Linked DNA regions of Homo sapiens: region 1 is linked to region 2. A link is a contact called in ENCODE Hi-C data. All regions are on one chromosome and are shown on one strand. The core of a region is the stretch at or near the end of the contact, and the rest is flanking DNA. Distances in the headings are between cores, read along the strand shown.

Region 1 (2,569 bases), core at 1-2,500, 6.5 Mb before region 2:
GACAAAGCCAGACTCCATCTCAAAAACATAAACAAAATAGAAAGGAAGCAAATTAAATTACGCTTTTGAAAGAAAGCAATTTATTAGAAGCCAAGAGAAAAGAAGTGATGTGATGAGAAGTGGAAAAGGACAAGAAGACAACAATGGACTAAGAAAGGAAAAGGACCATAATAAGCATAAGAAAGAAGAGGAATTGTGTGGTGGTCAGAAGAGATATTGTAGAAAGGAGGGAATGGCAGTCATGTGAAACGCGAAGCCGCCATCCCAGTCAATATGGGTGGGATGATGGGAACATTCCCCACATCCTAAAATATTCCCACAATGAGCTGGCTGTTCGAACATTATAAGGCTCTTTTCTGGTGTGTGTGCATGTTGCTTGTATAAGGCATATGCCCCCGACAGAAGTAATGTATTCAACTTTTAAGTCACTTAGTCTTTGAAGAAGCACTTTCAAAAGCGGATTTTTTTTTTTTTTTTTTTCCTGGAGGGAGGCTGACGGGACTAGAACTGAGGAAGAGTGTGGAAGTATGTCATAGCCATGGGCAACAGGTGCTGGCAATGTCAGAGATGAACTCTGCCTATTCACAATACTGTCAAAGTATAATTTTGAAAAAGCTAAAGCCATAATTCCCAGACAATTATCTAGACACTCTTACAAAGTGACGCTGTGTTAACTCGACTCATAAGAAATCAAATGTGTTAATGAAAAAAGAAAGGAACTATTTAGAGCTATTTCAGGCAGGGGGTGAGAAAACGGGGTAAAAGACAGGGGAAGAAAAGAGGGGGAAGAGGCGTTCCTGGAGGCGAGAGAGCCTGAGAAGGTGTGGGAAGCTTCGGGCTGGTGGGGGTGCATCGGGGAGCTGCCGCTGAAGTAACAGGGCTGGACGAGGGAGCCAGGGAGTACGGGGTGGGGGGGAAGACACACCTCCAAATTCAGCATTTCGGACTCTGAGGACTCCTCGGATCCCGCCTCGCCCTCGCCCTGGTCCTCATCTCCGTCCGAGTCCAGCTCCTGATAGCGGTGCATGAGCTGCTGGAGCAGGTAGGAGGAGGCTATGTTAGAGCTGCCTTTCGTCTTCTGCCCCATGGGAAAAGACCAGCAAGGCTGACGCTCTTTTTCTGCGCGAAACTGTAACGATCGGGCTCCAGTTCGGGATCTGCCCAAGCCTCTCAGGAGAGAGGCAGCTCTGGTCCTCAGGAGAGCCCTCTCGGAGGTCGCCATCTTGTTTAGCGGGGTTGCCTAGGAGACTGACCCCAGGCAAGGGGAACCGCGGAGGATTCTGGGGCCTGTAGTCTCCTCCGCGCGTACTCGCCTTCTGCAGGCGGGGCAGTGGGCGCTCCACTTGACTTTTCTTTTTCTCAGTCTCTTCTGTTATTTTTCTCTCTTTGGTCTGTTCTGTTCGCTTATCTTTCCTGTTTTCACCTCTTTTCGCTACACCCCCTTTCTTTGTCTCCAGCTGTTTCCTCCCTACCCTGAGACCCCTCTTAGAGCTTTGTCATCCCACGATAGGATCGCAGGTGCGCCACCGTTGCCGCTTCATTCCCAAAGGGCTCTTTCCGCAGAGTCGTACTTTAGAAGTGTCTAATGTCTCTAAAGCAGTCTGTAGGAAAGCTAGTACCACTGAAATTTATGCAAAGCGCGACGCTAGGAGATGAGGGTGCATATAAGTGAAATAGAAGGCATGGTTCCTGTCCTTATGATTTAATTGCAGATAATAAAGAGAAACTACCAGACGACGCCTGAGAGCTGATTTCCAATTAATTTACATTCCCCACCCCCACCCCCCAATGATAAGCCTTGTCCTTGGGGAGAAAAACTGGCAGTGGTCTTACAATCCAAACAGAGAGAGAAAAAACTGCTGTCAAATTGACACTGTATCTGAAAGCGTCTGAAAAGCTATTAGCATCCCATAAATAATTATATTAGTCAAGTGACCTGCATTGGCAATTATTTTAATCTTGTTGCACAGGCTCTCTTTGCAGTTAAAAAAAATACTCTTTCAAGATAACAAAGCACGATTTTATGCTAGTGTGATTTTATGTGACCCAAATCCCATAGCCTTAAGCTCCACAACGTCGACACTCTATAGAAAAGCAGAATGAAAATTATAGTAACTATTATTGCCATAGTGATGACAATAGAGATCCTTGCAGGGAAGTAGCCCTCATCCTTCTGGCCTTACAGGGCCTTTTCTGCACGCTTCAATGACAGCAGTTGCAAATACAAAATGATCCTGTCAATGGCTGTCAGGGGAGAAGGAGAAAAAATCCTTATGGACACCATCCATTGACGATTATCTTTCTCAGTGCTTGAGGGACCGTTAAAACTGACATAAAGCTTTCAGAATTACCTTCCTTCATTATCTTGCTAGTCATAAATGTAAAGGCCACAAGCAAAATATCTCTTTCTGCCAGGCTCATCTTGCTTTTTGCTTATTTCTTTTTCCAATAAGTAGAGATTCCTCCAAGGGAATTTTCCCCACCCTTACCCTCGTAGGGCCTGGCTTCGGCTAAGTGACATAGGGAAGAATCAGGCAGAAAGTGTAAAAATGCAAATCTCGATCGTTTT
Region 2 (3,406 bases), core at 140-2,639:
TCTCTTCAGTCATAGACTTGCATCCCTAAGAAGGCTTTTACGAGGCTGAAGAGTACATTTTAGAGAGTTCCAATATAATAACAGAACTAGTGTTCACCAAGTTAGGTCAATTCTACATTTAGCTCTTTTATCAGCCTCTTTGCTTCCATCTCTGTTGTCACTACCTTCTGTTCCCCATGACTGAAAGTCTCCTCACAGGTTTCCTGCCCCTTGTTCCCTCCAACATGTCATACAAGTCTTGATGACATCCCACTTTTCAGATTAAAATCCATTAGGGCCTTACTATAACCCAAGATAAAATTTAAATGCCATAAGTTGGGTCCCTACCTATTGTGCCAGCCCCTCTGTTGTCACCTCCTTCACATACCCTAAGCTACTGAATGCTTTCTGGGTGAGTCAAACTCCGATACCCTACAGGTCTTTGCATTTTTTTCCACCTGCCTGGAATGCTAGTTTCCCTGATCTCTGGTTAGGTGGACAATCACGACTCATCCTTCAAATCCCAAAGTATTATTCCCAAGAGCCTTCCATGCCTCACCTAGACAGGCCTCTTTCCTCTTAACTTTCATACCACTTTGAATATACCCAGACATACTGGTGTGATAGCAGGACATATTTGTATGTCTGGTTCCTCACTAGATTGCGAGCTCCCTGAGGGCAAGGTCGTGTCTCTTAATGGTGTTACCATCTGGCACAGCACGTGATACGTTGAGAATCAGACTGATTAGAACTCCTAAACTTACTAGCTGTGTGACCTTGGGCATGTTACGTATAACCTTTCTGCCTCATGTTTTCATATCTGTAAAATAGTGCTAATGAGTATAGTGCTTACAAGAATTACTGTAAAGACTAAATAGCAAAACTCTTGTGAGCTCCTGGTATATAGCTGGCACTCAGGATAGACATGGCTATAGAGTGCCCTCCGTAAATATTTGTGGAATCAACTCAGCAGAACTAAGGAAGGGTACTATTAGGCTGTATGCCTACTAGGTACCAAGCACTGTGCTATAGAGGACTGCAGTTTTCGTGGTCTAAATGGGAGTCTTAATTGTTGCCTTTTAGGGACCATGGGTCCTGAGCTCCCAAATCGTTGGATGCGTCGTTCACCTGGGTGTTTGGTAAGAATGCAGTGCGACGTTGCTCTGTCGCTCGCTGAGCGTAGCCCGAGGTCAAGCTTGGGCGCTCTCACAAAACCGGTGCCACTCTGGTGTCTTCGACTTTGCTGGCTTCGCCTTTCCCAAGCCTGTTTTTTGCCGCTCGCGGCCCCACTGCGTTCTCAACAGGCCGCGCCCACCCACCGGCCGACTTGGCCCCGCCTACCTTGGGCCCACTGGGGGCGGAGCCTGCGGCGCCTCGCTGACGTCACTTCCAGCGGACACGGAAGCGCCGTTGTCGGCAGGCAGCTTTAGTTAGGATGTCGTGATGGGACCGAGCTCAGCGTAACCCTCTGGCCGACGTGGGCCGAGGGGGCCGGCCCGGGCTGCTGTGGCCCAGACGAGCGGAGAGTGCGGAGCGGCTTCTGGGCCAGCGCTAACGAGCCCTGGCAGTGCGCACCTCTGGTGCCAGTGTCGCCCCGCCTCCGGGGTAGAATCCGCCCCAGCCCTCCGGGCCTGGGACCGGGCGGCCGCTTTCGCCAGTCCGTCCGGCCGTTCCGCATTAGGTCCGGGATAACTAGGTGGAGTAGGTGTGCGGCCCGCCGCCGGACAGCCCGCTCGCTGTTTCTTTAAGCCCCCGCCTGCGTCTTCACGGCCCTCTCCCGTTCTGCTGGAAAGCTGACGTGGGGCAATCCGTTCAGACCCTCCATGGAGAAGTTTGGGATGAATTTCGGGGGCGGCCCGAGCAAGAAGGACTTGCTGGAGACTATAGAGACCCAGAAGAAGCAGCTTCTCCAGTACCAGGCACGGCTCAAGGATGTGGTCCGTGCCTATAAAAGCCTGCTGAAGGAGAAAGAGGCATTAGAGGCCAGCATCAAGGTGCTGTCGGTATCCCACGAGGCAGATGTGGGCCTCGCAGGTGTCCAGCTTCCAGGCCTCACCTTTCCTGACTCTGTGGATGACCGGTGCTCCACTCACAGCGAGGATAGCACTGGGACCGCCACTAGCTTGGATACTGCGGCCAGTCTCACCAGCACCAAGGGTGAGTTTGGGGTAGAAGATGACAGACCGGCCCGTGGACCACCACCTCCAAAGTCCGAAGAGGCCAGTTGGTCCGAGAGTGGCGTTAGCAGTAGCAGTGGGGATGGGCCATTTGCAGGTGGGGAGGTGGACAAAAGACTGCACCAGCTGAAGACTCAGTTGGCTACTTTGACCAGTTCTTTGGCTACAGTCACTCAGGAGAAGTCCCGCATGGAGGCTTCTTACTTGGCTGACAAGAAAAAGATGAAACAGGACTTAGAGGATGCCAGTAACAAGGCGGAGGAGGAGAGGGCCCGCCTGGAGGGAGAATTGAAGGGGCTGCAGGAGCAAATAGCAGAAACCAAAGCCCGGCTTATCACGCAGCAGCATGATCGGGCCCAAGAGCAGAGTGACCATGCCTTGATGCTGCGTGAGCTCCAGAAGCTGCTGCAGGAGGAGAGGACCCAGCGCCAGGACTTGGAGCTTAGGTTAGAAGAGACCCGAGAAGCCTTGGCAGGACGAGCATATGCAGCTGAACAGATGGAAGGATTTGAACTGCAGACCAAGCAGCTGACCCGTGAGGTGGAGGAGCTGAAAAGTGAACTGCAGGCCATTCGAGATGAGAAGAATCAGCCAGATCCCCGGCTGCAAGAACTTCAGGAAGAGGCTGCCCGCCTTAAGAGCCATTTCCAGGCTCAGTTACAGCAGGAAATGAGAAAGGTAATTATCCATATCTCTTTCAAACATCAGCCATTGACCTGAAGTGAGAAATATTAGGGTTTTTTTCCTCCTTTGCTAGTTAGAGCTAAGTGTCTATACTGTCATTTTTGATGCCACCTGAGAAGTTCCACTAGTGAACCTGGGAAGTCCTGTTCTATGCGGTGTTGACATATGTGCTTCCAGGAGGATGTGGAGCTTCTCAGTGTAGGCTGGGTTGAAGCCAGACAGCTCTGCACTTCTGGGCATTGGCATCTTACCAGCTGTGCTCTATGAAGCAGTATAGTGGCAGCTGTATAGTAAAAGGTAGCGTGTCTTCTGTTGGTATGTGCCTCTAGGAAGAGTGGCCGAAGGCAAAGGGGATTTTCTCAGAAGTAACCTCTTGTCATTGCCTTTACTCAAGATGTGCCTGTTCTGGAGAAGTGCTATTTTCCAGAACAGGTATTGAAAGGGTGCCTCCTTTCAATGTGGAGAGGGAGATCCAGCGCAGTTTTGAACTTCCAGGAATATTGGATAAGGAAAAGAATGCTGTATGATTTCTTAATAGGATTTGAGGAAGCACCTGAGAAACAACA

The links. A loop is a pair of places that touch in the nucleus more often than their neighbours do. Pooled maps may share reads with other maps.
Region 1: a pooled map shows a loop between it and region 2 (30-fold over the local background). The contact joins the promoter of LRGUK here to the promoter of GCC1 in region 2. A Hi-C loop is called at or near these places in 4 of 50 pooled maps.

Annotation. Positions count from the first base shown.
Region 1 is chr7:134,126,021-134,128,589 of GRCh38, reverse strand. It overlaps LRGUK (leucine rich repeats and guanylate kinase domain containing), which reads right to left and starts at 1,250. Exons shown (of 20, transcript NM_144648.3): 1 at 926-1,250. The coding sequence starts at 1,222. RefSeq lists enhancers at 968-1,237, 1,348-1,397.
Region 2 is chr7:127,583,579-127,586,984 of GRCh38, reverse strand. It overlaps GCC1 (GRIP and coiled-coil domain containing 1), which reads left to right and starts at 1,389. Exons shown (of 2, transcript NM_024523.6): 1 at 1,389-2,834. The coding sequence starts at 1,803. All of the region lies in intron 1 of LOC105375490 (a long non-coding RNA gene), which reads left to right. RefSeq lists enhancers at 1,271-1,320, 1,041-2,040, 2,041-3,041, 2,760-3,406.